4 separate regions of the Mus musculus genome follow, and regions 2, 3 and 4 are each linked to region 1. A link is a loop called in an ENCODE intact Hi-C map of the cell type or tissue named here. Cell type or tissue: heart. All regions are shown on one strand. Region 1 has its middle 12 kb from the start of Pomp. Region 2 overlaps Flt1 (FMS-like tyrosine kinase 1). Region 3 holds the start of Gm35383 (a long non-coding RNA gene). Region 4 holds the start of Flt3 (FMS-like tyrosine kinase 3).

Evidence for each region. Peaks named below come from ENCODE experiments on the same cell type or tissue, not always from the same donor. Only the 100,000 strongest peaks of a DNase experiment are listed, where the experiment ranks them.
Region 2: a loop joins it to region 1, with 3 times the contacts of the local background. A loop is called at or near these places in 3 of 42 quality-filtered maps.
Region 3: it touches region 1 in a loop (2.5-fold over the local background); 2 of 42 quality-filtered maps call a loop at or near these places.
Region 4: it touches region 1 in a loop (3-fold over the local background); 19 of 42 quality-filtered maps call a loop at or near these places.

What each region holds. Positions count from the first base shown.
Region 1 is chr5:147,844,185-147,852,184 of GRCm38, forward strand. No RefSeq gene overlaps it. Among named protein-coding and RNA genes, the nearest start is that of Pomp, 12 kb to the right of the region's middle. In heart, a CTCF peak has its summit at 4,174; DNase peaks (open chromatin) are centred at 4,187 and 6,207; H3K27ac peaks cover 464 bases.
Region 2 is chr5:147,603,235-147,611,234 of GRCm38, forward strand. Flt1 (FMS-like tyrosine kinase 1) reads right to left here. Exons shown (of 30, transcript NM_010228.4): 16 at 286-392. Among named protein-coding and RNA genes, the nearest start is that of Gm35383, 52 kb to the right of the region's middle. In heart, a CTCF peak has its summit at 3,199 (motif pointing right); no DNase peak of the experiment used is centred here; H3K27ac peaks cover 1,047 bases.
Region 3 is chr5:147,656,522-147,664,521 of GRCm38, forward strand. All of the region lies in intron 10 of Flt1 (FMS-like tyrosine kinase 1), which reads right to left. It overlaps Gm35383 (a long non-coding RNA gene), which reads left to right and starts at 3,169. Exons shown (of 3, transcript XR_377215.3): 1 at 3,169-3,357; 2 at 4,287-4,388; 3 at 4,569-8,000. In heart, no CTCF peak of the experiment used is centred here; DNase peaks (open chromatin) are centred at 1,490 and 3,790; H3K4me3 peaks cover 1,087 bases; H3K27ac peaks cover 2,931 bases.
Region 4 is chr5:147,399,198-147,407,197 of GRCm38, forward strand. It overlaps Flt3 (FMS-like tyrosine kinase 3), which reads right to left and starts at 1,292. Exons shown (of 24, transcript NM_010229.2): 1 at 1,023-1,292. The coding sequence starts at 1,068. It overlaps Gm26597 (predicted gene, 26597), which reads left to right and starts at 357. Exons shown (of 2, transcript NR_165432.1): 1 at 357-702; 2 at 1,590-2,722. In heart, a CTCF peak has its summit at 3,503 (motif pointing right); no DNase peak of the experiment used is centred here; H3K4me3 peaks cover 1,480 bases; H3K27ac peaks cover 449 bases; H3K27me3 peaks cover 3,343 bases.

The DNA of each region.
Region 1 (8,000 bases):
CCTGCTAGAATGTTCCTGGAAACAAGATAACTAAACTTGCCTCTTCCAATTAAAAATAGGTTTGAGAGAGAAAACTCACCAGTGAGCCTAAGAATCTCGTAGCATAGAAACTGTAAACCAGCATTTTGAAAGCCAAAATGATCTTATCCATGTGTGAAGGAATCAGGAGGGTTGACAGGAACCGAGAAGGAATGTAGACTGTGTTGTGTTTAACGATTCTTCTCAAAAACATCTTTTTATTTCGCTCCAGGGCACTAAAAACTGCAGACTTTGGATTTCCATAGATTTCTTTGCATGTGCTCTGGCCTGTTTTCTGGGCTCTGCAAGGTCACACACCCCATTGTCACCCAGGAACTTCAAGGTCCCTACTCTTTCTTCTCTTCATGTCAATGACCATTCTAGGGACTTCTTATCTTTCCAAAAGCTACATCTAAGATTTTTATTTGTTATTAGCATTTGTGTAGTTTGTGTGTGTGTATGTGTGAAACATGTGCTTGAAGTTTTTGTGTGAGGTCAGAGAACAACTTTCTAGAATGGTTTTACCCTTTTCATCTTATTGAGACAGGGTCTCTGTATTTTCACTGTCTGACGAACCCAGGATAATTGGAAACTCACATCCATTCTGTCTCTACCTTCTATCTTTCAATAGAATCCTAGGATGGTAGACACATCTGACTTTTCGAGGGTTTCAGGAACCAAGCTCAGAGCCTCAAAGGATCATACAGTGTCTTAACCTACTGAGTCGTCTTGCCACCCCTCCGACAGCACTATTTCTCATTTCTGTTTGGATCTTTCTGAGAATTTGACTTTGGGAGCACAGATGTTTTGTGTTGCTCCTTAAAATATCAAACACAAACATTGTAAAAAGATGAATACGACATTTTGGGCAGTTTAGGGTACCAAGCACTGTCACCATCCTCCCACACCTCCTGTGAGTGCCGACCCATCTCTGCACAAACATGTTATCTATATGGGGGGAAGTTGGAATAATCTATACCCCTGAGTCAGCGTCTCCTTGTGTTTTCCCAGAAACAGACGTGTCACGATGCTTTTCGGGAAGCATAGACACTATTAGAATTCCAGGCTAGTGAGACAGGGAAGAGGAGGCTGTCATCCGAGTATATTTATTGAGTGATTTCCTCCAAGGAATTCTGGACACACAGTGCAAAGCTCACATTATACTGCTCTGGGTCAACAGAGCTGGGGTACTCACATCAATTCCCACAGTCTGAAGACTGAAGAAGGAGGAGAAGGAAGTGTGGGTGGCCACACTTAGGGTGATTGGCTGGAACTTGTTTGAGACACATCTAATGCCTTAAGTGGCATGGGCGGATCCAGAGTGTATGCTGTCCTTCTGTGTTCAAGCAACACTAATTATAGCCCAGACACTTCCTGGTTGCCACAGAGTTTTTACACGTCAGGGGTTAATTTCTGCATATTTCATAATGGAATCAGAACTTACCTAGTCCTTTCTTACCGAATAGATGGTTAGGTTGCTACAAAATGGAGGGGCACCCTGCCAACAGGTCCCTCAATTATTCAAATCCCAAACCTTAAAAAAAAAAAAAAAGAAAAGAAAAAAGGCATAGAGTATCCCAATATCGGGGGATGGAATGCTATGTTCTTAACAAAACGTTTCCTTTTTTGTTGTTATGTTTTGTTTTGTTTTGTTTTGTGTAACAAGCCAAGCAGAAACTTGTGTGAGAATCAGGAACCCCGAGAGTGTGCAATGCACTCTGTTATTTAGGGTGACGGCTTAATTACAAGTATAGGATCATGCAACAGCCATGCCTTGTTCTATGGGATTTATTAGGTCTCTAAACTCTGCCTACCAAAATTTCACATGAGGGCCGTGATACAGCCATGAGGACGGCTTCAGATGGAAAATAAAGGTGAACTGAGAATCCAGGAACACTCTTTGAGCTGATGTAAAAAGAGAGAGAGAGAGAGAGAGAGAGAGAGAGAGAGAGAGAGAGAGAACCCATTTCTGGAATGAGCACTCAAGCCCATCTGACCCCACCACTCACTCATTCAGTTTGGGCAGGTACCCTGGACCTCCATTCTTTAAACAGAACTATCCCTTAGGCCGAGAGGAGAATAACCTCCTTGTTGGACGTCTGTCTGTCTCCCTCCGATAAGTCCCTGCCCTCCACTCTGTCCTGCCTAGAAGATCCCCTTCTAGGGAGCAATGGTTGGGCACAGGCTGACTCCAGTGAGCTCACATAGATCTTCCTAGGCCCTTTGTGTGTGTGTGTGTGTGTGTGTGTGTGTGTGTGTGTATCTGTGTGTTTGTGTGCATATATGTATGCTTTTATGCATGTATATGTGTGCTCATAGGTGTTCATATATGAGGAAGCCATAGGCTGACATGGAATATCTTCCTTGATCACTTTCTGTCTTAGATTTTTGGTTTGATTTTTTTTTTCTTTTGAGACAGGGCTTCTCTGTGTAGTCCTGACTGTCCTGGAACTCTCTGTAGACCAGGCCTGGCCTTGAACACACACAGATCCATCTCTGTGTCTGCCTCCCGAGTGCTGGGATTAAAGCCATGTGCCACCACTGCCCGGCTTCCATCCTAGTTTTTGAGACCAGGTCTCTCACTGAACCTGGAGCTTATTGATTGTCCTAGGCTGGCCTCACTCACGGATCCACAGATCTCCATCTCTGCTTCCCCTGTGCTGGGACTACAGATGCACACTGCTATGTGTGGGTTTCTTATCTACATAGGTTCTGAGAGACCACCCAATTCCTCAGGCCTGTATGGTAAGCACGTTACTAACTGAGCCATCTTCCGGCCTTCCCTGAAGCCCGTTAGTACGAGCTCACTCTCCTGTGCTTTCTTACCAACTGTGACAAATGTGCCACCTTGATGCTCAAAAGAGGGACCCCACCCTAGGCGTGGCAGCATGCACCTGTAGTCTCAACACTTGAAGGTGGAGCAGGGGGTGGGTTGTGAGTTTGAGACCAGCCTGGGCTACAAAGTGAAAACTTGTCTCAAAAAATTTTTTGTTTTGTTTTGTTTGGTTACACTTAATACCCAAAACTGCTCGAAAACTGGGGGAGGGGTATTCATGTTAAAAATCATTGTCCAAATGAAAAGACAAACATTTACAGATCTTGTGCTGAATTCCTGGAACTCCACATATACGTCCATGCACCCCAGGGTCTTTGTTGGTGTAAGGAATGCTGGAGTGAGCTTTTCTGGAACGATGTCTGTGTCTCTGTTTTGAATGTCCCAGAATCCCGCCTCCATAGATGTTCTGGGGACTTTCAGCCCTGCCTCCAGACATGTTCTGGGGACTTTTGCTTTTGGAGAGCAGTCAGGACACATGATCTCTAACTCCAAGATTACACAATTCCAGTTTATGTGAAGGCTCAGCCTTGAATTAACTCCCCTCGTCTGCTTTCCACTGACCGTTCGCTGGCTCAGAGCCAGAACAACAATATGCTCAGACAAGTAACTCTCTAAATCTCCAAATCTCTCTCTCTCTCTCTTTTCTTATTCCCATAACCTTCTCCAACAATTTCATTTAGCTGACCAATTGTCAATTTGGGGTCCTGGGAAAGAATAAGGAATAAACTCCCTTTGTTCCATCCAGCAAATCCAAACTCCATTCCTTTCTGACGGCCAATCATGTGCGCCCGAGCTAAGCTCCACCATAGGGGCTCCGTTTTATATCTTGGGGTAATCCCCTGGACTAACTGTTCCCTTAGAGCAAAACCTTAGAAACTTTATCTCCGTATTCCCTTTGGACAATATTTCCTTCCAGGAATTTGAGACTAGGACTGGATCTGTAAGTGAACTCTTGGAAGTTCTAAATGGTTTATACACTATTGAATTCCTCACATGTATACAACTTTGGTTTGTATCAGCGAACAGCACTGGCCATTTGCGTTGTGACTTCACCGGCATTGAGGTGCTAAAAATCCTTTGCAATGGTTCCATTCATTTCTTTCAATGCAGTGGAATTCTCAGTTGGGGGGGAAGAGCTGTTTTTCATTTGAAAGTGGAAAGCCGGGTCCTAGGGACATAGGGAAGGAACAGACCTCGCGAGCTGAGTTTTCAGTCTGTCCCTCCATCATATCAGTGCTCTTTACATTTTGTGAGCACTTGATTTAGGACATTCAGAAAAGAGCGCCAGCCCAGAGCCGCGTCTTTTTATCGCCACCTACCGTCGTCTTTGAGAACTGCACGAACATTCCCTCTAATCCCAAACACCCTAGAGACAGGGACTCCAATCCACTCTAGAAACTAGAGGCACTGTACTGGGACAGGAAGAAAGAAGACTATGGAAACGATGTTCTCAGATGCTGGGTAGTGAGCCTGGAAAATGAGTCACTGATGGAAGCCCATCTGTCACTAATTTTATTTTTTAGATTTTTAAATGTTACTTTATGAGTATGAGTGTTTGCTCACAGGCATGTATGTGCACGGTATTAAGCCTGATGCCCGTAGAGGCCACAAGAGGGCATTGTGTCCCCTGGAACGAGAGTTACAAAGAGTTGTCAGCTTGCCCCGTGAGTGAGTGCTGGGAACCTAACCCAGGTCCTCTGCCACAGTGCAAGTGCTCTTAGCCTCTGAGGCTCTCTCCAGATCCCAGTCTCTTAATTTTTTTCAAAATGGAAGTCTTAGTTGGAAAAGATTTCAACCAAAGCTCAAGTAGCCTGAATGACGTTTTTCAAAGTGATCTTCTAGATTGTTCTCAAACGGAATTAAGAGGAGTCCTTTGACAGCAGCTCTGTGCAGAGGTGTGTTGGTTCTATCAGTTCTCCCAGACTGCTCTCTGTTTGAAAGAAGCCATTACAAGGTTAGCATCAGTGTATCTTGGAAAAGATTGACAGCCTAAGAACAGATAAAACATGCCTCCCTGAGATTCTCCTCTTTGGTGGTGACCCCCCCCCCCCCCCGCCCAATACTTTGCTAGTTCCGGGATAGGTTGGGTGGGTTAGAGTTGGGGGGCTTCCAGAACTTCTCAGAACACGAATGACGAGGCTGTTGTCCAGAGGGGCCCCCTGAGAATCGTGTTTGGGAACAGGCCGACCCCATGAGGTATATTATCTTTGCCACATTTTGCTGCTTTGTGGGAAATTTATTTTTAATCTTTAACAAAGCCAACCATGTTTATCTGAAGCGCTGAAAAACTTTAATAGTTTAAAACAAAACTTTTAAAAAATAATTAAACCGACAATGAATACTGAAACATGAAAGTCAGACCGACTGTTACCTTAACAAGAAAGGGCTTCCCAGAGATCAAACAGAATGCTGTTTGTTTTATTTGCTAATGGCAAATAACAAGTACTTTCACTTTAAGGGATTCTGAGGGTTATTGAAGGAGTCCAGAAGTTTCTACTGACCTACTCCCACCAAGGCAAAGGTTTCCCACACCTTGGGTTCACAGAGCTGGGAAACGTGCTATCCTGAACGCGTAGAAGGTAGCACATGATTGGTGCCTTTAGCATGAGCACACCTTATCCAAAATGATGGAGAAGGGGGACTCCCTCAGATTTTTTTTTCCCTGCATAGTGCTTACTCAGCTCAACTCTGAGAAGTCTGCAGCTGCATGCTTGCTGCATTTCTCAATGACTGAACTGCTTCTCTCAGTGCACCCACTCACCATGATCTGGCTTTTATATGAGCCCTGCTGAGAGGCAGAGGCAGGCAGATCTTGGGGAATTCAAGGCCAACCTGCTCTACATGGGGAGTTCCAGGCCAGCCAGGGTTACATAGTGAGACCTGTCTCAAAACAGTGTCAGAGGGCAGGAGACACCCCCCCCCCCCCCCCCCGCTTTATAAAGAGAAGATTCAGGAAAAACAAACCCTTTAAGGATCAAATCCTTTAAGTGGATCAATTGTATCAGATCAACTAGTAGAGTTTTTTTTTCCCCCTCTGGAGACAAACTTGGCTTTGGATCAGGAAAGAGAATATTTTCAAGTTGTTCTTTTATTTTTAAACTGTATCCCACGTTCCATACATAGGCTTTAATTTGCTTTCCAGAGCACTTCAGTTAAATCCTCAACACAGATAGCATTCTCACCTAGCCTGAGTCTATGAATTTCCATTCAATGCTGATTTCACCCTTTCTTTGGAACATTGGCCCAAGGCCGGGCGGATTCTAAATGAGGGGACACTTGGTGATATCTCTGTGGGAAGGTTCTTTGTGACCGGTCACATCCTGATCTGCCAATTTATGAGTGAGGAGGCAGCTGCTGCTCCAACTTCACAACTGCAGCCCAGAAATAGAACTTGAGGTTCTTTTAATATGCACGTTATCTAGATAAAGCTATATCTGGGATGCCCCTGACAGGTTCTCTGACTCTTCGCTTTGTTTCTACAAACTAAATATAGAACTGTGAGCGACTCTTTTTTTTTTTTTTCCTCTTCTTCTCCTCGTGTGCATCTAAGCATACAAGGAAATCAGGCTGCTTCTAAAAGAAAAATAAGCCCTGTTTCTTCTTGGAAACCCTTTTGAGGTCAGCAGTTCTGAAGTACAGGGATCGGAGCAGAAAGGAGCAGAAAGGACTTCTTCTCTGATTTTCCCACCCTGCCCTGTGAATGATGTCCTTCCATGGTCAGGGCGGGGGAGCAAGGCATTTGTTGTAGTAATACTGAATAACCCTCCTGTGTAAAATCACCTCAGGTTGACCCCCACTTTAACTCCAGAGACCGTGGAAGGAGGAAAAAGTGCAGCCACCCTCCTCATGGTGACAATGACTGCTGGGTGCTTGCTGAGAGGTCTGTCCTGCTTGGTGTGATCACGGCCATTATTTTAAAAGCAGGTGACACTCTGATGGTTGGGCTACATCAACCGGGTACTGGGAGGTGTGCAGAAAAAGAGAGCTTTGTATTTTGAGGAATCTATTCGACTGTGGGGCCATTCCAAGGCAGAGGGCACAGTTTCTAAGCTACCACATCTTCATCATAGGACCTGGCTACCACACAGACTACTCCTTCAGCATGTTGTCTTCCCATGATGAATTTGATTTAGGATTTCTTATAGTGACCAAGAGGGAAATGTAGCAGCGATGAATGAGATTAATACATCTTTCAAGAATATCCGGGGGAGGGGGGAGGAGCCAAAGCCAGGGAGCATTTTATCACTGAGCAACAACAGCCCAGGCTCCTAGTGCGTGCGTGCATGAGTGAGTGTGTGTGTGTGCATGCACTCAAGTACATGTATCGCATGTGCCTATGCCGTGTGCTGCATATGGCGAGTTATGTGTTTGTGTGAATGTATGGTGTGTTTTAGGTATATGTCTGCGGTTCTGCAGTGTGTGTGTGTGTGTGTGTTGTGTATAGTGTATGTATGAGGGAGTATGATGTGTGCACATGGTGTATGTGTTTGTGTGTGGTGTGTGTGTGTATATGTCTGTGTGTGTATGCCCTATACATGTACGGTATATGTGTGTGGGTGTGTATGCTGCCAGAGCAGGGAGTATGAATGTCTACATGTTCATGTTAACACAGACGTGCATATGTAGAGGTCAGAGGACAAGCTCAGGTGTTCACTCTCGACTTGCACTTTTGGCTCTGTGTACACCAAGCTTACTGGGTCATGAGCTTCCAGAAATCCTGCCTCACCTCCCATCTCAATAGGAGTGTTGGGATTATAGATCTATGCATCTGTGTCTGGCTTTGTGTAGGTCTGGGACACTGGGCTCAGATTTTTGTGTTTGCATGGCAGATGCTCTACCCACTGAGCCATCTCAGCCCTTTAAGGTTTTCTTCCTCCTCCTCCTCCTCCTCCCTCTCCCTCTCACTCTTTTGTTTTTTTCAAGACAGGGTTTCTCTGTATAGCCCTGGCTGTCCTGGAACTCACTCTGTAGACCAGGCTGGCCTGAAACTCAGAAATCCGCCTTCTTCTGCCTCCCAAGTGTTTTCTTTCTTTCTTTCTTTCTTTCTTTCTTTCTTTCTTTCTTTCTTTCTTTCTTTCTTTCTCTTCCTTCCTTCCTTCCTTCCTTTCTTTCTTTCTTTCTTTTTTTCTTTTTTTCTTTCTTTCTG
Region 2 (8,000 bases), 240 kb before region 1:
CAACTCTTGCTTGCTCTGATCTATGAGGGGAGGCTTCAATTCCAGAGGACACCCACACTACCCCTTCACCTCCTCCCCTAACCAGAGCAGCAGCCTCTTCTTACCACATTCACTTTTGCTGAACATCCTCCCCCCCACTTCCCCCACTCAACATGACTGCCCCAGTGAGACACCCCCCCTCCCACTCAACATGATGGCTGCCCCAGTGAGACCTGAACGATGGACGGGCTCACAGGGGCAGTGGGGGATCACGTGGCTTGGCGATCATATCTTCTGTTTTCTTACCCGCTTCAGTTTTCTGATGAAGAGAGTTAGAAGGAGCCAAAAGAGGGTCGCAGCCACGCATGTGCACGTGAGCGTGATCAGCTCCAGGTTTGACTTGTCTGAGGTTCCTAGAGAGAGAAAAATCACAAAGATGCTATAAAAGAAGTCCTCCAATGTGAGGTCTCTGCTCACTCTAGCTGGGCATCTGTGGGAGCACATGACTTCTGAGACAGGCTGTGAACTTGCACCCGGAAGGACTTTCCAGAAATTCTGCTGACTTTGTAACCAGTATTCTAAGAAATAATTAATTAAAAATCAGAAGAGAAAATAAAGATGGAAGGAAATTAGGGGAGGGATGGCTCATTAAAGTGCTAAATCTGTGAAATGTTAAGTCCACCTAATGGGTTTTAGAGGAAATTCTAAAGAAAAATATGAAAAGACATAAAAGGGGCCGCTTTGGGACTCACAAAATTCTTCAAAGCAGACATGGAAATAAAAATAAAAATAAAACTCATGATCGCCTGCCTGCTTCTTCTGGGGCTCTGACCTTGGCAGCCAGAGGCACTGCTTCTCACCCAGTCACGCTGATTCCACAGCTCATAGCACAAAAGCTGAGCACTGTAGGGGGGGATACCCAGGGCAGTCTCTGTGTCTCTGTCTGTCTGTCTCTCTGTCTCTCTCATGCACACACAGTTGCTCTATCACACATACATACATCCCACACACTCACATGCATACACAAACACAAACATATAAACACACTCTCACATACACATACACACACACAGCACTGGGCCTGAGCATGGCCTTCTTGACTCAACTATAATGACAAAGGAGGTTAGGCCAAGGCCAGATGAGACTTGTTCTTCTTACACATGACGGGGGATCTGTGTTCACACACACACTGGGCCCTCACTAAGGATACATGACAGCAATATCATAGTTACAAACATGGGTATCTCACTGGGGGATTCCCTGTCGTAATTCGCCAGGATGAGCTAAATCCTCCTATGGCATCAGTAGGTGCTGCATCTCTCATGACTGGGGCTTTCCTTTTGCCCTTCCCGCTCTCATGATGTCCTTCTCTGCCTTCCTGCCTGCCAATCAAACTTATTTAAAAATACCTCTTCCAGAGGACATTGAATCCATCCACCTCGGAAGCATTTTAAAAAGTATTTATTTATTGGGGGCAGGGAGCGGGCGGGGTATGTGTCACAGCGCAGGTGTGGAGATCAGAGGCTAACATTTTTGGAAGTTGGTTCTTTCCTTCTGTCTCGTTCTGTAGGCAAGGTCCCTCTTGTTTCGGTCACTGTGCTGAGTATTTCTTTCTAGCTGGCTCAGAAGCTTCTGGGTCAGTCTCCTGTCTCTGCGTCCATCTCACCCTAGGAGTGCGGGGATCACAGCTTTTCACATGGGTCCCAGGAAATAAAATTCAAGCAATCAGGTCTGCATGGCCAAAGCCTTTGCCAACTTTGCGGCCATCTCTGCAGACCTGGGAAGCATTTAGAAAGATTGTTTCTGGGCTGGGAATGTAGCCCTGTTGGTAGAGTGCTTGCTTAGCATACGCGAGGCCCTGGGTTTGATCCTCAGGACAACATGAACTGGCTGTAGTGGCATATGCCTATAATCACCTTGAGAGGTGGAAGCAAGAGCGTCAAAGCCATCCTTGGTGATGGGATATCTACATGGGAGACCCCGTTCTAAAACAACAACAAAACCCCAAAACAAAAACAAAAAACGGGGCTGGAAGATGGCTCAGTGGTTGAGAGCGCTGACTGCTCTTCCAAAGGTGTTGAGTTCAAATCCCAGCAACCACATGGTGGCTCACAACCATCCGTAATGAGATCTGATACCCTCTTCTGGTGCATCTGAAGACAGCTACAGTATATTTAGATATAATAATAAATAAATCTTAAGAAACAAACTAAGGTGCCGGGCGTGGTGGCTCACGCCTTTAATCCCAGCACTTGGGAGGCAGAGGCAGGCGGATTTCTGAGTTCGAGGCCAGCCTGGTCTACAAAGTGAGTTCCAGGACAGCCAGGGCTGTACAGAGAAACCCTGTCTTGAAAAAAAACAAAAAACAAACAAACAAAACAACAACAACAACAACAACAAAAAACCAAAAAAAAAAAAAAAAAAAAAAGAAAAAAAAGAAACAAAGTAAGGTTAATGTCTTTGTATTTGGTGTCAGTATGATGGGAAGCACAGGGCGGGGCCCGGAGCATCATGGCACTCTGAGCATGGGACAAAGCAGGAGCAATGCTGTAGGCATTTGGAGTCAGTGAAGTCACCTGCACGGAATCACAGTAAGAATGTGCTCTGCAAAGCCACGAGAAGCCATGCTGACACTCAGCAAGACTCCTGCCAACACTGTCAAGTAGACTTTCCCCAGTTCTTGAATGATGAAGTTGACGATTAATCCTCTGGCCTGTGAGCGGTGGTGCTGTGATTTTAACCCAGGGGATCCGAGTCCTTAACAACCACACATCTAAGGGTCCTGCCACTTCCTCCTTTCCTCGGATCTTCTGAGCCTTTATGGGAGTTCACCAGTCACTTAGGAGAGGCAATGTCCACCGTCCTACCCGGGCTATTTTCAGGGTTTGTGAAGGAATTCGTTCCTCTTCATCCTCTGTCGCTGCCTAGAGAACCCGCTTCCGTTCTCATCTGCCCATCTTTGACTGCCTCAGGCCACTTTCACTCCTTTCCAGGGCCACAGATCCAATCCTGTCATTCCCCTGCCTCAGTGACAACATGTGCTCTCCATGACTGTCAGCATACAATTCAAATATGTATAGCTCAGTGGAGGTTCATACATTGTACGATAAGGCTCTAGTTTGCCAATTTTTTTTAAATACTGGTTTACTTTTATTTTGCATGCATGGGTGTTTTGCCAGTGTGTATGTACATGTGTGTGCCACATGCATGCAGTGTTTCTGGACGCCAGAAGAGGGCTTTGGAGCTCCTGGAACTAGAGTTACAGATGGTTGTGAGCCACCACGTGGGTGCTGGAAACTGAACAGGGTCTTCTGCAGAGCACCCAGAGCAAATTCCTTCACAAACCCACCTCTCCAGCCCCACTCCCAGTTTTAAAAATTAAGTTGAAATTTTAAATGCTTAGGTCTTATATTTTCTTTTGTCCTTTAATCTCAATATAGATCCCCCAGAGTGAGAAAAGTGTAAACCAAAGTTCATGGGAGTATGGATTTCTTCTACTATGCCCACTCGAGCGTGTACACACACACACACACACACACACACACACACACACACGTACACGCATGCTACAATAAGTTTTGTAGTATGACAGGAGCCTTCTGAATGTACGCTGCAGTGGCCTTTGACTGTCACAGATGCTGATGGCCTTGTAGGGTCCTTGTGCAGGAATCCAACATGGAACGTGAAGCACGTGGCCCTGTCTGACTGTGGGAACTTTCCCAGTGCATTCCACGGGACAGGAAACTGGCCCCCGAAGTCTAATTCCATAGCCCTTACTCAAGCAAAATTCCTTTCGGGTGGGACTATTTATATGCAGTCACACGTTTGAGGGACCGGCTCAACAGAATACCGTTAAGAAGAACGTCAGGCTCAATTTAACATCAGCACTCAGTAGTGCTTAGTAAATAAAAATCTTAGTCTTTTACACGGTGGCATCTGAGTTCCACTCGATAGTTTTGTTTCTATTGCTCTTTGCAAAAGAGCTGTCAGGACATGCTTTGGTCCCTGGGTGCTTTCTCTACATACACACTAGCCTGACTAGCCACTTCCCCATGCAACATCCCCCCCCCCCCCCGTACCGCCGCCCCTACCCCTACCCCGCAGGCTTTAACAGGCTGGTGGCAGGTGATCAGTCCAGTCTACAAAATAGCCCAGCTGCTCAGGGGCAGAGGCAGTGTGGGTGGGACTTGACAATTATTAGGAGGGAGTGTTGTGCTCAGGGTCATGTGCAGAAGGACCCAGCATGTCTGTTTCACTCAGGATGCTGATAAGAATGTGGCCAAGCCTATAATGGCGCCTTTTGGTATAGGTTCCTGTTCCCCTGCCAGTTGCCTCTCCCCGGGCTTCGTGTCATCCCTCTGGGTACCACTTAGCAGGTTGTCTGAATTCCTAGGGGGTGGGGGGTCAAGAATCTGTGTGGTGCCATGTCTTGAGCTTGTCTGGTGGCAATGGTGGTGGGTTCTTTGTGCGCAGTTCTGGCTCAGTGAACTGGCCGCACGCCTTTGCAGGACTGTAGCCAGGGACAGGCTTTGGCTGGGAAGACTAGCCTAAGAAACGTTTAGGTGTTTTCTCGGTAGCTAGGCATCCACACACTGGCCTGGCATGTGGCACTGTGTGGTAGCAGGCTGCCAGTGCCTCAGGCGCCACAGCCATCAGCTCAGCTCACAGAACATAACAAGGTGAGTTCCCAAGAAGCCAATCACCAGGGAGTTTTAGCTTCAGAACCTACCCTGCCCAGAGAGGGTTGTGGGGTGGGGTGGGGTGGGGTGGGGTGGGGTGTGGTGGGGAAGAATGGGGGGGGGGAGCACAACTAGAGTAACTGTCATCAGAAATTGGGAAAACATTCTTGTATGAGCCTGTGAGCAGCTGTGTAATAGACCAAAAGCCTCAGTTTCTTTTTACATGCAAACTGCCGTCAGGTATGATTTGAATCTTCCCTCACTTCCTGCCACTTCTCTCAACCTCCTTGAATTTTTAAATACAGTTTTATGGACTGGAGAGACAGCTCAATGCAGGTGGACCGTTGCCACCAGACAGAAGAACTGGTAAGATTCAACAACCCCCCAGTAAAGCCGGCAGTGGTGGTGCACGCCTTGGGAGGCAGAGGCAGGCGGATTTCTGAGTTTGAGGCCAGCCTGGTCTACAGAGTGAGTTCCAGGACAGGCAGGGCTACACAGAGAAACCCTGTCTCGAAAAACAAAAAACAAACAAACAAACAAACAAACAACCTGGTAAATTTCATCATTGAGAACCGCAGGTGTGGAAGAGATCCCAGCCAGGCTCTACCTAATCTGGACCACGGAACCATGACACCCCACTGAGAGGACCTTGAAAACCAGCCACATAGAATAAAAACCTGAAGTCCTCCATGCTAATGAGGTAGCAAATGAGCTCCCCTCCCTGGGCATCCCTTCCTATAAAAGGTATTTAATCCCTGGTCCACCCTGAGTAAGATGTGTATGCATTTACATCCTTCATGAAAGAATAAAGCAATTTGGACAAGCAAGGACCGCTTCCTTCCCCCACAAGGATCTCTGTGGGGGGTGGGGGTGGGGCACACCTAAGTCTCCTGGAGAAGCCACTCCCTCTTTTAGCCCTCTATACTTTCAGCATTCACTTTTTTTTTTTTTTTTTGATGGCTCAGTGATTAAGAGCACTGACTGCTCTTCCGAAGATCCTGAGTTCAAATCCCAGCAACCACATGGTGGCTCACAACCATCTGTAAAGAGATTTGAAGCTCAGCATTCACTTGGAACCAAACCAGAGTATGCCTTGTCTGGGGCTCTGCCATCCCCTTCCTGCTGGCATTTAGGGGAAGCACGGACTTGCGGGTCTCAGTTCTCAACTCCTTTCGGTCCCAGCGGCATCTGGGTACACAGGAGATTGAGGACCACAGCATCTGTCCCAGATCTCGCTGCTTTTCATCCAGGAGAACATCGGCTGGGACCCCTATCACGCACTGTGTTCTGCCTCCTCTGAGTAGCTTGTTGCTGCTCCAGTGGCACCCCCCAGTGCCGAGGCGACAGGCACACAGTTGAACTCTTGAGGAGGACCCAGGTTCAATTACCACTACCATAGCTCAGGATCAACTGTGACTCCAGTTCCAGGGGACCTGACACCCTCTTCTGGCCTCCTTGGGCACCAAATACACACATGGCACACAGATATATATGTAGATAAAATACACACACACACACACACACACACACACACACACTCACTCACTCACACATTCACATTTATTTTTTCCCCTTATCACTTTTTGGGCATCAAGGGCTGCTGGTTCAGCTCTGTTTTGCTCTGCTTTATAACTTCTCTGTCATGCCCACTCCAAGCATCAGCTTGCCTTTTCTGCCTAAAGCAAACCAGTCTCTGGGACAGATGCCTGGCATCTTTGAAGAGTCTTCTCACAAAGCTTTACCTGACCCGAAATAAGAGGGGCCTGGTAAACTCTGCTCTGTTGTTAATTTGAAGTAATAAATAAATAAATGAATAGCAGACACATGCTCCCTTTGTGCTTCTACCCCAAATCCAGAGAAAAAGATCCACAGGTACGAGAATAGATCGGACCCCATTCTCATAAGCTAAACACAGAATGCTGTCTTCTACCTGAGATTCAATTGACCTCTGACCTTTAATGTAGCTTACTAGAATAGTACAATAGGCCTGTCCATTTTTGTAACAGGCTTTGTTTGTTTGAAGAATCTGTATAGATCAGTTTGGATCTTCTCTTCAGGACCGTGATATGTATGAAATACCTTTTTGAGAGTAATTTCAGGTTAAGGAAGAAAAGAAGGAAGAAAGAAAATAATTAAAATTGCGGTTTGGGACATTTGTTCTGTAACACATTCTTATCCCAAGCCAGTCCTTAACCCAACAGGAATACTGCGGTTTGGTACGCCATCCGGGTGACTCACAGTAAGGCCAGGAAGCTATGTGATACTAAAAGTTACCCTGGAGTAGAGAAACACACTAACCAATACTAATAATACTAATAATAGCTAACACTTCAGATCTTATCATGACAGACCCTCTTCATCCTGTGACGGTCCTGGGAAGGTTAGTCAACCATCATGAATGGTCCTATTTTGTAGTGCAGAAACTGAAGAACTAGGAAAGGAGGTAATCTCCCAAGAGTGACTCAGCTCCTGAGGTGGAGACACTCTGCTGCCGGGAGGACCCCCGCCCTCTATGTGACCCAGGGCAGGAGAGGGACGCGAGCGTTTCCCATTCTCAGCTCTGTCACTTCCTAGCCTAGTATCCCTGTGATGTCATTTGACCCCTCTGTAGGTCTTACTAGAGTCTTATTTTCAACAACTAAACTTGCTCATAGGATTGAGGCAAATATTTAAGCAGGGAGTCGGGGTTGGAATAGAAAGATGGCTGGATGGTTAAAACTACTGGCTGGTCTTCTAGACGACCTGGGCTCAAGTCCTAGCACCTACAAGGTGACTCACGACCCTCTGCGATTTCAGTTCCAGGGTCCCCTCTGCAAGCACTGCATGCACACAATGCACACATGTACATGAAGACAAAGCACTCACATGCATCAAATGATAAAAGAATCAAGTATATTCATGCATGCTTGCTTAACACGCTATACCACGTGCTTTGACAGGGTATAATTAACATATTCAGGCCTTCCTAACTAAGCTACCATCTATGTCTGGGATACTCTATATAGATTCATGTAAGCCTAGTTTCCATGAGAAGAAATGAGATGAGTATGTTTGAAGTCTAATTATTTGGCTTCAAGAACTATCTATAGATATCTTACTCATCTTTACTGAACTTGGGCATCCTTATAAAAATTCTTTAAATCCAAATTGGTCTATACGGATTAAAGCATTAAAAAAAAAAAAAAAAAAACAACCAGCCAACCAACCAAACAAAAAAAGTTTACAAAGATGGACAGACCAAATACTGTATTATTACAGCTCTATGCCATAGTTTGGAGTTGAAAGTTTAAAAAAAGAAAAAGCTATGTATATTTAGGGCCTTTAACATCCTGAGTACACTTA
Region 3 (8,000 bases), 190 kb before region 1:
GTGTTGTATATGTTTATGTGTATGTGTGGTATGTGTATATGTGTGGTATGTATGTGGTGTGTGTGTATCTGTGCATGGGAATGTGTGGTGTGTGGTATGTGTGTGATGTGTGGTATGTGTGTGTGGTGTATGTGTGTGTGTGTGGTACATGGTATGTGTGTGATGTGTGTATGGTGTGTGTGTATATGTGGTGTGTGTGTGGCATATGTGTATGTGGTGTGTGTGTGTGTGTGTGTGTGTGTGTGGTATGTTCTTAAGGATAGAACCCTGGGCTCAGGTTACATGAGTGAGCCATGCCCCTGCCCACCGATGCCCAGTTCTCATAGTTAGATGTAATGCTTCAATGGGGGATCCCTAAAGAACAGCCACATCTTCTAAATCACACGCCGCCTTTATAACTAGACAGTTTCAACAATTGAATTCCGTACCTAGGCCATACGCTAGATCTCTCCAAATACCTAAGTTCAATTCCCACCACCACCACCACCACCTAAAACACTTATAGGTAAATGAAAAGATTTAAAACAAAAATACAAAACCAACCAACCAACAAACAAAGGCCATTCTTCCTTAGATTGCTTATGAGATTTCTGCTGTGTTTTGTAATCACCAGGCAACATTTTTGCCCTTGTTGGTTAATATAAAGAAACAGAGGCAAGAGGAAAGTCAGACATTTTTCTTTTCTACTAGAAACCTTTTAATACTAGAGTTCCAGGATGAGCATATAAATGTCACTCCCCTCGGCTTCCATGGTCAGTGTTCTGAGTTGTAGGACACAGCATCGGTATCATAAACTGCTAGGGACTGCTTGCTGCATCCTCCAGGAGCACACGCCATCTGTGTGTGCCCTCAGGGCTGTGACTTCAGCCACTCAAGTTCTCTTCTGACTGGACAAGAAGGCTTCAGATGCCTTCTTGTGTCCCTTGAAGCATTGAGAAGGACAAGGGGAGTCTTTGTCAAAGATCTTAAAACTTCTCACACCCCATCTTCAGGAAATGCAAAACAAAAAACCAAACCAAACCAAACCAAACCAAACCCAAAACATGTTGGAGCAAAGCAAGGGAAATGCAGTCAGTCAGCTCAGCTCACTTGGGGCCACCGGTCTCTGAGCCCCTTCACCCCCTGCTGTTCTTGTCTGTGAGGACCAAGTTACCAAGGCTCAAGCCCTAGGTGGAAACCACAGACTCCGCTTGCTTGCCAGGTCCTCCGAACGAAAAGGACAGGTCCTGTGGCTCTTTTCTAATTTAGGGGCTATTATTTTTTTCCCTCTTTGTCACTGAACCATAAAAATAGAATGTCATTGAGGGCCTGCCTCCATTCCACCACTTGAAAAGAGGCCGGGGGAGGGGGTGGGGTGGGGTGGGGGCGGGGAGGAGGGGCACTTGCCTAAGTCTTAAGAATACATCAAGCTCTTGAGGAAGTAGAGTGTGCCATGTTTGAAGATACAAAGATAACCACGGTGCTGGGAACAGTCTTGAGGGAGGCGGAAGGCGAACAACAAGAGGAAGGCAGAGCTTGCCCCTGGTTTCCCACAGGAAGCCCACGGCAGCTCCTGCCGGAGTGAGATAAGAAAGCTCCCATGCACTATTCTGAACAAGGCCAGTGTTATCAGCTCGGCTCTGTCCTCCTAGTACTCTGAGCCCCCCCCCCCAATGAGCCCCAGGACTCCCCCCTCTATTTGCATACAGCGTGTCAAGCACAATGAGATGGAGGTATTTATAACCAACCAAAGGAAAAAAATCATTCTGGGGGCAAGTGTGGGTCCGTGCCATCTCTGTCCGCTGCTCTGGGGTTGAAATGTTTCATTAGGATAAGAGACCAGTTAAAATAAATTAAAAGTTAGCCGATTAGGTACCGACATATGGAGCTGAGCCCTACATACAACATGCCAGTCTGCCTAACTCCAACTCAGACTGCTCAAAGGTCCCAGTTCTAACGTTCTTCTTCTGACACACAGTGGGGACTGCTGACCTCTTGGTGCAGATGACAGAGACCTCTCTTTTAGATTCTTTTTTTTTGGGGGGGGGAGGTTGCTCTGTTCCCTGTTTCCCCCTGGCTCTTTATAACTCCAAACAGGAGGCAGGTTGGGCCCCCCCCCCAATAGCAATGCAAGTCAAAGCTCCCATCCAGACAGTGCCTCTGCAGGCAGAATCTGCTTTTCTTTCAAGGCACATTTCCAAATATCACACTTAACCCTTCCATGTTACGACACCCGCAGATGTTTGTCACGTACCAAGACATCACTGTGCTTTGGGGCGGGGGGGGGGGGAGGGTCCAGAGGGGGCTCCTTCTTTAGAAGTTAAGATAATTTACTCATTCCTGTTGTGTGTTTGAATTTGCATGGGTGCACAGACAGCAGAGCACATATGAAGGTCGGGGCAACACTGCTCAGTCTGCCAGTCTGTCCTTTCCCTCATGTGGGTTCTGGGGTTGAACTCATGGGGTTGGGCCTACGTGGCAAGCCCCCTTATCCGCTGAGCCATTCTGTCAGCCCCTCAATGCTTCTTTGTGTATATCAAGAATGCCTTCACAATCCTATATTAATACCATTTCAGCACTGGGGAGTTTTGTGGGGTTTTTTTTAAGCCCCCCTCCCTTTTTTTTTTCTTCAGGTTTTGATAAACATTGCTCATCTTAGTGTGTGCAATTTCTTCTTATATACTGCTCTCTGAGTGGACAGATTCTATGGTTCCTGAAGGCAAGTTTATTCCCTGTTGACTCTAACACGCACAAGCAAGATGTACACTGTGCACTCCGGAGCACCCCTGCTCTTCCTTTTGTGCTGGGTGGGAACAACATTGATTTTCAGGTTTCCTCTGTGCCTCCTGTCCGCTCCTCGCATCTAAAACTTGCATCTGTTCTTTAGCTTTTGGTGACGCAGCCTTCTCTTCTGAGAAGATGTGGTACAGGCTCAGAACTGAGTGAATCTGCACACGTGCATCTCTTTTAACACAACTTCAGTACTTTAAAGAACTGAGCTGAGTACTCCAGCACCTACTGAATGCTTACATTAAGCCTAAATCATTGCCCAAATGTATTAAATGTATATTTAAAACTTAATCAAGGAAGAAAAAAACCAAGACTCTAGAAAGCTTTATAATGCCCCCCCCCCAACCCAAATATTCTCCCTGTTTCTTTGATTCTGTTCTGGCTAGTGAACTCTGAGGATGGGCACGAACAGTGCTGATGTGTTTAATGAGAGTTCATTGCTCCTAAGAACCAAGATGAGATCGTAGAGAACACGGAATCATTTCAAGGTAGGACACAAAAAGGGATGCGACTGCAGAGAACACGGAATCATTTCAAGGTAGGACACAAAAAGGGATGCGACTGCAGAGAACACGGAATCATTTCAAGGTAGGACACAAAAAGGGTAGCGAAATCGATACAAAACAAAACAGAAACCAGAAAGGAGAAGAAAAGCCTCCATCCTGCGGGAGGGCTTGATGTAAACATCTCACTGTGGGTGTTATGTCAAAACACTGGTGATAGCGCATCAGGAACAACAGATTGACCAACTCTGCCAACACTCTTCCCTCCTCTCACGTCCTCTTAAATGAAACAATCCGGGGAGAGGATGCTGGCAGGAGAGGCGTGGGGTTGGAAGGCGTGTTTAGACAAAATGGTTCCTGCTCCCTTAGCTCAGGAAGAGAGCCTGGCCCTTCAGGGTGGTCATGGGGTCAGGCCAAGGGGACTCTGGTGGGCTGACCTTATTGAGAGACCTTGTGACGCCCTGGAGGCCATACTGAAAATTGCTTCTTGTCTCAGTGGGGTGGGGGTGGGGGTAGGGTGGTAGCAAAGAGAGTTTTGGAGACTGTAGGTAAGCTTTGGGTCAACTCCTTGGACAATGGTGGAGGGGATCCAGAGTCCTGGGCCACCCTTGTTTAGATAAGACCTTTTTTTCCATGAGTGGCATGGCTTGCTAGGCTTCCTGCTCTGGATGTCCATTCACACTCAGGCCTATCTTCCTGCCTCTGCCTCCCTTCTTCATGATAGCCTCTGTGCTTGGCTTATAGCATGAGCTTGGACAGCTCCCATCCCCCGCCTTTCCAGGATCTCTGAGAGTCAGGGCTAGGATCAAGACTCTTCAGCCCTACACCTGGGTGGACCGGGAGGCCAAAAGTGTTACACCCAGATAATCACCTCAATAAAAACATTGACTTTCTTCATTCATTTTTCTTCTTAGTGAAGGACTATTTGGTCTGCTGAGGAAGGGTGACTTTTATAAAGAGATCTTTAAGGAAATGTTAGGAGTGGCTACCAATAATATCCTTTAATTCACTCAGGAAGGACATGCAAGAGGGTGCTCCAATCACTCAGTGAAGAGCATGTCAGATTATCACTGGGTTTGGTGCCTGCAGAAAGGAAGACAGCTTAAGTGCTACACGGTAGGGCATGGGGTCATGGTTTAGCACAGGGGTGGCGGAGCTGGGAGGATGTAGGGGGCGGCTTTTGGGCAGCAGATGTCTTTGAGAATGTGAGTATAGGAATGACAGTCACAGAAAAATTGTCAAGGCCTTTCTGACCCTTTTGCTTTCTTGAATGATTTCAAGCTTTTTTTGTCTTAGGGTCACAGATGACAACATCACAATCAATTCTGCTCCTGTCATTGGACAACACAGAGAGATGGCCGAATGACTAGCCCTGAGGCCTTCACTGTGGCAGAAACATGACTGAGGAGTACCGTGCTATGCCCAGAGAGCCTGAGAGAAGTGCTGTTTCTCAGATCTTAGCCTGGTTTGAATCCCCCTGGAGCTCTCACTATTGCAAACATTTATTGCCGCTGCCTTGTTCCCGAGTACTGCATCCGAACCACCTCTGACTCTATGGCAATGGATGTTCACTGAGTGATTGGAGCACCCTCTTGCATGTCCTTCCTGAGTGTATTAAAGGATATTATTGGTAGCCACTCCTAACATTTCCTTAAAGATCTCTTTATAAAAGTCACCCTTCCTCAGCAGACCAAATAGTCCTTCACGAAGAAGGAAAATGAATGAAGAAAGTCAATGTTTTTATTGAGGTTATTATCTGGGTGTAACACTTTTGGCCTACTGGTCTACCCAGGCGTAGGGCTAAAGAATCCTTGCAAATAGCAACGGACCAACCCCATGCTACCGTGACTTTATTATAGGCATTAAAAAGCAAACAGGAAGGGCTTGAGCAATTTAAAGATGGTCCCTTTGCTATGAGGAATTGTGACATGGCTACTGAATGGGTGGCTTAGCACTGTGCCTGGCACAGAAAACCAGACTGGAAACGTTACTTGTCATCTGGTGCACTGATAGCTACGCGGGAGCAGGGGGATTGTCTTACTAATCAGTGTGACCTCATTGGCTAGAGAGCCCACCTGGGCTCAGCTCGCTGCCAAGTGTGGAGACTGAGCCCGACAGAATGGCCAATCCTAATGTGACCTTACACTTATCAGGCGCCAAACTGCCATAGGTCACTGACCTCAAATGTGCTGAGAAGACAGGCACTAGTGACCATCAGATGACCTCAGACCACCTCTTAAACCAATCACTGTGCCACACCATTGGTGTCCGTCCACTCACAGTGACAAATATAAGTGACGACGGATCTGATGGGGACCTGGATAAAGCCAGCTTGGCTGTATCAGTGCCTGACAAAGTGATGTTCCTGGTCAGTCTCAAGGCAGACAGGGATGCTGACGTGTGAAAGAGGCATCTTATGGCCTAATGAAAAAACAGAAGCTGGACCAGTGGTGGTCTTCTCCATCTCCCACAGGTAGGCAGAAGTCGTGGCTCACAGTTACCAGCACTACTTTAATTTAAATTACCCCCTTTTTTTCCCTTGCACATCCCTTTCCCATGTCTTTTGAAAGAAACACATGGTTTGCTTTGTTCTGCTATTGAAGGATGGCTTTGTCCATCAAAGAGACAGGTCAAATTTATGGAAAAAAAAAATACTAGAATACAATGGAGAATGCACCAGCAAACCACCAAGAGCTGTAAGCTACCAGAGGTTACACAGGGCAGGCGTCTGAACCTTTTATGGCTGAAGAAGGACTGGATACAGTAGACGCAGGTGGCTGTAACTCCACTGACCTCCCAAGTAACTGAGGCTGTATGATATTTCTGGTCTTATATTTTGGGAAAAGTTTTCAGAGACCTATTCAAAGACACTGGCATGCTTCTTGGGAGAACATTTGTCAACCAGCATGGACGGTCTCAAGAGATGGCTCACAGTCAGTCCACATAGGGTCCTCTTTGGGGACTGTGGTTTTCGGCAGTGGAGCCACCCCGTAGTTGCCTAAAGGGTACCCTAGAAGATCTAGGCACCTTCCATCACAGAATCTTAGCACACGTACCATGGCAGGCACAGGACTAAGTGTGTGATATGCATCTTCCCCTTTCCCCACCCCCCCACCTCCCCATGTCATTGCTGACTCCATTGCACAAATGAGGAAGGCCAGTCTCCGAGAGGTCTAGAACCCACAGCTGGGAGATGACAGCGGGTGGTAGAGCCCGATCTTGAGCTTACATTCTTATGCTGTAGGCCATATTTCATCCTAACACCTTGCACAACTGGCTTTTGTGATATCACAACATGGGCTTCTTAAACCAGCTTTGGACCAGACTTACTCATGTGAAGGCCTGAGTGGTCACCATTTTAATTTTAGTGGGGAGGGAGAGAGGGGGAGGAGAAAGCACGAGCTCACATGAGCACAATGCTGGAAACGGACATGTGAACTGCTTTCAACCGCCTGATCCCAATGCACTGGATGCTGCTCATGGCATCTTTCTCCGGCACATCCGCCAGGACTGTTTCCTAAAAAGGTCCTTGAACCCCAGGCTTACCTTGAGTTGGAAACTGGCAGTGATAAAATCTCTGCCCCCCCTAGAAATGCTGTGATAACTTAATAATGCATGCCTACGACATACAGGAGCTTGCCACTTCTGCTAAGCCAGTGCTTAATTACTATAAAGAACATTAAAATGGAATTCTAAAGCCAAATGTTTCCTAGCGGCTATGATGGACGATTTAGTTCAAAATCATCTCTACCCACATTGTAGTTCTATTTGGCCAAGAACTTTTCCACTCTCCCAAGGGCAGATCATAAAGAAGGCAGTGGCAGGTGATCACTTGCCATTGTCCAGGGATGGGGCTGGGACCATCAATGGCCTCAGACAGATTCAATTTCACACCCTTGGTGCTTGGTCACAGAAGGCCTTTTCAGGGACTCAGTGCCTCTGACACACGCTAGGTATGAGCACTAGTAGGGAGCCTGTGAAAGGCCATCTGTAGGAATGAAGAACTTCTGGTTAACCGACAGTAGAACTTCCCAGGCATTGGCCAGGGGAGCAAGGGGGAGTGATTGACAGCTCTACCCCCAAACTTGCAGCTTGTAGTAAGGCTCGCCTTTCCTATGGTGCCTTTCATTTTTTCCTGGAGCCGAAGCTGATGAGCCAGCCGTGTTGATTTTGAGGCGTGCCCTCTCTAACTAGACCCCTGTCACCCCTGCTCCATCCCTGTCCTTTTCCATCTGATATTCCAAAGCCTGCTCATTGTGCTTAGGGCCCAGCTCTTACCTTTCACATGGCCCCTCTTCTAAACTGCAGAACTGGCCACCAGCCACCCACCAGTGGCTGACCCATTTTGGTCAGCCTCATGATAAACACTGGCCGTGGAGACCTGATGCAGTCCTGGGGTGCAGATAGTAATGAAGTGGAAACAGGGACACGGCCTGGGGGTGGGGGGGGGGCGCTGAGTGCTTGCTGAGTTCTAACCCAGAACATTCGTGAGCAAATGGGGCTCTTCTGCCAGAAATTAACACCCTTCACCTCCCACCGTACAGTGAGAAAGCCACAGAGGGTCATGATCTCAAGGACAAAGCGTACAATGAGTGGGCTCACTAGCTCTTTGTCTCCCTGCCCACCCTGCTTCCAGCTTCATCTCATTCAGACCCACCACACTGCCTCATGCTCCTGCCAAAGGTCTGCTCCCACCTGCAGAGCTAAGTTCCAAACAACTTGCCAATG
Region 4 (8,000 bases), 440 kb before region 1:
TGTGCATCAACTCGCTTAAGAAAGGTACAGCGTTCTCCCCATCCTTTTCCTTTATAGCCTACATTTTTTAATTTTATCATCTTTTTTTTTAAAGTAATTGGAAACCGTTTCTGCTCATTTAATGTTGCAAAATGTTTTCTCTATTTGTCACGGAAGGTTCAAGCCAGAATCCTAAATGTTGGAAATGAAGGGGAAATAGGCCACTGGGCAGACTGAGGCCAAGCCAGGAGTGCCTCAGAAGGCTGCAAAACTAGGGCAGGGCCTGATCTCCCCCCACCCCCACCCCCGACTTCTAGAACTGTCTCCAACTCCAACTCAATCCAACCCCCTTGTCTTCCCAAACAGAAAGCTGACGCGAGACCGATTAGAACTGGGCAGAATGGGGACTTTCCCCCCTATAGTTAGTTACTATTTTCAATCACAGCTATGCTTCTACCCGAACAGGCAACTTGGGAGAGTAGTCCTAGGAGTCCTTGAAAGTGTCACTAGGGTTTAATCCTAAAATAAGAAAAGTATGGAGAGGGGAAGGGTAGCTAGTTTTTAAATTTATAAATCTGTTTTGCATAGTATTTCCAAAGTAACTAGCCACTGAGTGAAGCGAAAATTGGTACAGGTGGGGGTCGTTAGCAGGGATGACCGCTCTAGCAGAGGATGCTCGCAGTTTTCCCATTAGTTTGCTCTGTCAGCCTACATCTCAAAGAGGTGAGAACGCACCGGCTCGAGAATCTATAGTACCCAGAGGTCGGGTCAGGGAGTCTCGGGCCACCTGCGCTGCTGAAGAAGACTCTCAGAGGCTGACGGAGCATCCAAGCCCAAGCCCAGGCGCGGTGGCCTGGGGACTGAGCTGCAGAGGAGCGCTGCGGAGGAGGGTGAGGGCAGGGGTGGGCAAACCAAAGCCAAGTTCACCGCTTGAAAGGGGGGACGTGAAAGAGGGGAGTGATGCGGCGGCGAGGGGAGCGCGCGGTGGGTATGAGGGAGTGATGCGCGCTCGGCCGGGGTGCAGAGGGGGTGAGGGGCCTTACCAAGCAGCAGCAGCCGCCGGTCGCTGCGCTGCGCCAACGCCCGCATGGCCTCCGGAGCGCGCGGTAGCCAGGCCGCCGGCCCAGCCTGTGATGCGGTCCCAGCGGCGCGCCCCGGGCTGCAGGTGGCTCGCTGAAGGATGCGCGTCACTGACCACAGATTCCCTCGGACTGGTGCAGAGCAGAGGGGGAGGAACCTCTCTCCAGAGGCCGCGGCCGCTCGCTGCTAGGCGGGCTGAACTGGCGCAGTGCTGCAGCCGATCCCACGTGCCCGCCGTGGTCCCCAGCCTGCGCTCCTGGCACCGGGACTGCGGCAGGGGAGACTGGGTGCGGTTCGGCTGGGGAAGTTGCCTGGACTCCGTGGTTGAGTCCCCGGACCTCTGCTTTAAACTCCTAAGGGTGAGAAGAGTGGTGACACACAGACCTCCTTCTTCATGCGCGGGGATCTTTGATGTCCCGTGATGGGCACTGAATCGGTGCCATACACTGGTAACCCCGTGAGTTTTATTCCACATCTGGTAGATCTGCATTGTGGACTGATTTTCTTTGTCTCCCTGTCCTTTCTTATAGGATGTCCAAGATTCCCATCCACCTCCGACCCAGAAAAGCAGACGCGGTTTCAAGGTCAATAAATTAGAGAGGTTAAACAGACACCCAAACAAATTAGACCGTGCACCTCAAAGGATGTTTGGAGTTGTCACCTCCTAGTTCTGGCTTTTAGTCTCATAGTGTCTCTAGGTAACAATTATTTCCCGTGCATCAAGCTGAATATTGAAAGCACAGGATAGCAGCCCTGGCTTCCCCATGAAGGAACCCTCCTGAGCCATTTGTCCTCTGTGTCCTAGTTCTCTCCCCATAATGACGTCAGTAATATCGCTCCATCACAGCAGTCCTCCGCTCCTCATTCTTTTCATCGTTTTTCTCTTCAGGCATGACCCCTGAGAGCATACAAGCACACTAACAACACTGTTTCTCCTCCACTCAGTCCACAGCACTATCAGCCTTCCCGCTAGGGGAAACTTCAAAGTGACGTCCTCCGGGCAGCCACTGTGGAAAATGACATGGGCTTGGTGCTTTAGGCATTTTAAGGTCAGGTGCCCGACGCATGGATTCCACTTCTGGAATTGCAACAGGAGCATGAAGAAACATTCCAACATTCCTGCACACCACAGTGAGACTGTCCACTGATCAGCGGCCAGACGGAGAAATATACATATGTAAAGCAGCACATTTCATCTTTAATAGGGAGGGCAATTCCCACACAGCTACCTCTCCAGCCTATTCATGGATCTTTTTTTTTTTTTAATCATCTGATAGCTTTGTGGGGCTAGAGATGTAGCTCACCGGTAGATTGCTAGCTTAGCTCTTGCAAGGCCCGGGGTTATATCATCAGCAAGAAAAAAAGTAAAAGAAAAAGAAGAAGAAAAAGAAAAAGGGAAAGAAAAAGAAACACAGACCCAAAACCTTCCAGGTGTGGAGAGTTCACTCTCCGAGACATGTGGTGCTCAGGCTGCTGAGATGTGTATCTGTGGTTATCGGTTATTCATCTGGAACCAGAAGACAAAGCTTAGGTCCAGCCCATCCCAGGACAGTTCTCAGAGGCCAGCCTTCACTTGGGAGATCACTTCTTCAAACCAGGTTTTTGTTTGCTTAGTTTGCTTTTAGGCTTTCCCCTTTAATAAAATGGAAAGAGAAGACACCAACGCTAAGATCTTCCAGTCCTGGTACATTTGCAATTACAATAATTGACTTAAAAAAATTTCTAGAGCTGGGTTTGTTGCTATACACCCATAATGCCATGAGGCGGAGGCAGGTAGAGCATTAGTCAGCCTGGGCTACATAGCAAGACCCTATCTTAAAAAAAAGGGCCGGGCGTGGTGGCGCACACCTTTAATCCCAGCACTGGGGAGGCAGAGGCAGGCGGATTTCTGAGTTCAAGGCCAGCCTGGTCTACAAAGTGAGCTCCAGGACAGCGAAAGCTATGCAGAGAAACCCTGTCTCGAAAAACCAAAAAAAAAAAAAAAAAAAAAAAAAGGAAAGTGGAAGTAGGGAGATGGCTGAGTCAGTAAAGAGCTTGCCATACAACCATGAGGACCCCAGAACCCAGAGCACTCTTACTACTGAGCTACACCCCCAGCTCCGATAGAATCTCTTATAAGCATCACTATGAATAAAGAAGTCAGTGGCCAATGAGCTGGAGCAGGAAATAGGAGGTGGGACATCTGGGAGAAAAAGAGAGAATTCTGGGAAAGAGTTAGCCACAGGAGATTTGCCCGGAAAGCAGCCACATAGCTGAACTAATATAGAATAAGAGAGATAATTGGGTTATGAGCTAGTTGGAGAACAAGCCAAAGCTTATGGCCTAAGTATGTATTAATAATTACCCTCAGAGTCGTTATTACAGGGAACAAAGTGGTGTGGGAGAAAAAGCCCGAAGTTACAAACTCCCATTTGTTATTGAATCGGGATCTACCCTCGGAGGCCAGAAGGGGGCACTGGATCTCTTGGAACTGGAGTTATAGGCAGTTGGAACTTAACCTGAGCCAAGAAGCAGTAAGTGTTCTTTAAAAAGGAGCCATGTCGCTGGGCAGTGGTGGCACATGCCTTTAATCCCAGCACCTGGGAGTCAGAGGCAGGTGGATTTCTGAGTTCAAGGACAGCCTGGTCTACAGAGTGAGTTCCAGGACAGCCAGAGCTACACAGAGAAACCCTGTCTCGAAAAACAAACAAAAAACAAAAAAAAAGAGGGGGGGGGGGTGGCATGTCTCCATTCAGTCCCTGGAACCAATGTGAAAAAAACCAGGCATGGTGTTGAATACTTGTTTTGTTGTTGTTGTTGTTTATTTAAGATTTTATTTATTTTATGCATATGAGTACAATATTGCTGTCTTCAGACACACCAGGAGAGGGCATCGGATCCCCACTACAGATGGTTGTGAGCCATCATGTGGTTGCTGGGATTTGAACTCATGACCTCTGGAAGAGTAGTAGGTGCTCTTAACTGCTGAGCCATCTCTCCAGCCAGAATACTTGTAATCCCAGAGCTGAGAAGGCTGAAATTAAGATTCCCCACAGGGCCCTCATGGAATGCCAGCCTGGCCTCCTGGGTGAGGCCCCTGCCAGTGAGAGATCCTGACTCAAAAAAACAAGATGAGAGATAGGGAAGTAGCACAGTGGGTTAAGAGTGGTTGGTGCATAAGCCTGGGGACCTGAGTTCAAGTCCTCAGCACCCACATGTAAAGTCAGGCAAGGCGATAGTGTGCAAGAGTGTTTATACCCTCAATGCTGTATAGGGACAGGAGGTATAGAGACAGTAGGGTTGCTGGGGCTTGATGGTCACCATCCTAGCCCTGGGCTCAGTGAGAGGCACGGGAGTATATATCCATATACACCTATGTATGCACTCTATATGTGTACCACACATACACACACACACACACACACATACACACACACACCAAATAAATGCTTTTTAAAAAGAAAGTAAAATAAAAAAATAAAGGTAATCCACAGAATGGAAGAAAAAAAAAGAATACTGGGCTGGGGATATAATTCAATTGGTAAAGCTGGGCTTATTAAGCCCAGAACCACACAAACAGGGGGTGGTGGTATATGCTTGTACCAGGGTGGTGGTATACGCTTGTACCAGGGTGGTGGTATACGCTTGTACCAGGGTGGTGGTATACGCTTGTACCAGGGTGGTGGTATACGCTTGTACCAGGGTGGTGGTATACGCTTGTACCAGGGTGGTGGTATACGCTTGTACCAGGGTGGTGGTATACGCTTGTACCAGGGTGGTGGTATACGCTTGTACCAGGGTGGTGGTATATATACGCTTGTACCAGGGTGGTGGTATACGCTTGTACCAGGGTGGTGGTATACGCTTGTACCAGGGTGGTGGTATATATACGCTTGTACCAGGGTGGTGGTATACGCTTGTACCAGGGTGGTGGTATACGCTTGTACCAGGGTGGTGGTATACGCTTGTACCAGGGTGGTGGTATACGCTTGTACCAGGGTGGTGGTATACGCTTGTACCAGGGTGGTGGTATACGCTTGTACCAGGGTGGTGGTATACGCTTGTACCAGGGTGGTGGTATACGCTTGTACCAGGGTGGTGGTATATGCTTGTACCAGGGTGGTGGTATATGCTTGTACCAGCACCTAGGAGGCAGAAGCAAGGGGATCAGAAATTCCAGGTCACTCTCAGCTACACAGCAAGCTGAAAGCTAGGTTGGGTTACATTTGATCATATTTTAATAGACAGACAGACAGATAGACAGAGTGCCAGCTAGTTTTGTGTGTCAACTTGACCACAAACTAGAATCATCAGAGAGGAAGAAGCCTCTATTGAAGAAAATGTTTCCATAAGATCTGGCTGTAGGGCATTTTCTTAATTAGTGATCAATGTGGAAAGGCTCAGCCCCTTGTGGGTGGTGCCATCCCTGGGCTGGTAGTCTTGGGTTCTATAAGAGAGCAGGCTGAGCAAGCCATGGGGAGCAAGCCAGTAAGCAGCATCCCTCCATGGCCTTTGCATCAGCTCCTGCCTCCAGGTTCCTGCCCTGCTTGAGTTCCTGCACTCACTGCTTCTGATGATGAATGGTGGGAGACTGAACCCTTTCCTGCCTAGGTTGCTTTGGTCACAGTGTTTCATCACAGCAATAGTAATCCTGACTGAGACAGACAGATGACAGACAGAGAAGCGTGGTTCCCAGAGCCACATCTAGGGGATCTGATCCACTTCTGGCCTCCACTGGCACCAGGCACCATCACACATGTATGTACATAAACACACATACACACACACACAGAAAGAGAGGGAGACAGATAGACACATATACATAAATATAAATATTTTTTTAAAACCAAACAAAATCCCCCATAACAACAACAACAGCAAAAGGTGGATGGCACCTGAGGAGCGACACTCGACGCTGACCTCTGGCCTCAACACAGCAGCTCATGCACCTACACGCCTAAACGTACCTGCACTCGTGGGAACACACACACACACAGCTCCTTGCAAAGAAACACATCTTGGGATTTTTCACACTGTGATTGTACACGGGCAGTGCTAATCTTCCTGTACAGATGTGACTTTAGTATATGTGCTGCTGAGGCAAGTTCCAAGCGCTATGTATTTCTTAAAGGTCTTATTTTTAAGTGTGTGTGCATGTGCGTGTGTGTGTGTGTGCGCGCGCGTGTGTGTGTGTGTGTGTGCGTGTGTGTGTGTGTGTGCGCGTGTGTGTGTGTGTGTGCGTGTGTGTGTGTGTGCATGTGCGTGTGTGTGTGTGTGTGTGTGTGCGCATGTGCGTGTGCGTGTGTGTGTGTGTGTGTGCGTGTGCGTGTGTGTGTGTGCGCGCGCACGCGTGTGTGTGTGTGTGTGTGTGCATGTGCGTCTGTGTGTGTGCGTGTGTGTGTGTGTGTGTGCATGTGTGTGTGTGCGTGTGTTTATGTGCATGTGTGTGTGCAGGTATATAGGTATGTACCCATATGAGTGCCAGTTTCTGAGGAGACCATAAGAGGGCACTGGGTCCCATGGAGACAGAGTTACAGGTAGTCTGGGAACCAGATTCAGGTCTATTGCAAGAGAAATTCTCCCTTGTAACCATGAGGCCACCTCTCCAGTTTGTATGTTAGATTAGTATTATTATTACTATTATTATCATCATCATTATTATTATTATTTAAAATCTGGGACATGATATAACTTTATGGTCAAACCTCCCCTTTAAACTCCTTTTATACATCTTTTCCTTTCCTGACTTGGCATGTTGCTACCCCATCTACTGGCTCCATTTCTCAGCACCTGTCTGCTCCAGATCCTATCATGATGCTGTACAGTACACCGTCCCCACCCTCTACCCTCAAAGAACTCAGCTGCCCTTGCTGTAGACCGCTCCTGCATCACATCGGCCCATCCATTTCCACCCTGGGCCTGGCGAGCGTCCTCTCTGAGATGACCTGTGCACTGCCTGTATCTTAATTCAAGTTTCATTAGATCTGTGTGATTAGCCTGGAAGGTGAACTCCGGGAGATGTTTACAGGAAGGAGAGGGGAGAATGTGATTTGACAGAGGGTGACTACTTTGGGATGCCCCATGGGACTCATCGGAGGAGTCAGACTCACAGTGAGAGAGGAAGTAAGGTAAGTGAAGCAAGGCAGATTGATTTCACAGGGCACTTTGATTTGAAAGGGGAATTGGGAGAAACTGAGGCAGCACACATTTCAAGTCATGGGAAAGAAAGAAAGAATACTTACAACCATTGTCCATACATGGCAAAGATTCCACTGTTGAGCAGCGACTTGCCACCTCTGAACAAAACCAGGCTGCAGTGAGCTTCAGAGGGCTGTTTTTTTTTCCACCATTGCTCTTAGCTCCTCCTCCTCCCTGATCCTAACAATTGTAGCATTTATAGCAAACATAACAATTTCATTCAGAAATTATATATGTATATGCATGTAAACATTTATGATACTATATTTAATATTTTATATATTAACCCTTAATACATAGATCATGTAATATGCATAGTGTATATGACACACCAGATCACATCGCTGAATTTATGACTGACATCAAAAAACCATTCTGTTCACTGAAGACTTTCTCTGCTTCAATCAATGCCCAGTGACTTTCTTCTACCTTCTAAAGGCCCTGCCACCTCCCAATAGCACCATTACCTGGGGACCAGGCCTCTGTAGCACGTGAGCCAAACTGCAATGGGTGTTTTGAGTTTTGTTTTGAGACAAGGTTTTGCTACATAGCCCAAGCTGACTTTGAACTTGCAGCAACCCTCCTGCCTCAGACTCTTGAATGCTGGAATTATAGGCATTGGCCACCATTCCCTGTTCCCTCCCTCCCTTCATAGACTATAATGGTTTCCAGTTTTGGCTAAAGCTCCATACGTGTCTTCCTTAATTTGTGAGTATATAGATTGATGACACAAGCTATGGAGTGCTGCTTAGCAGATTACCTTA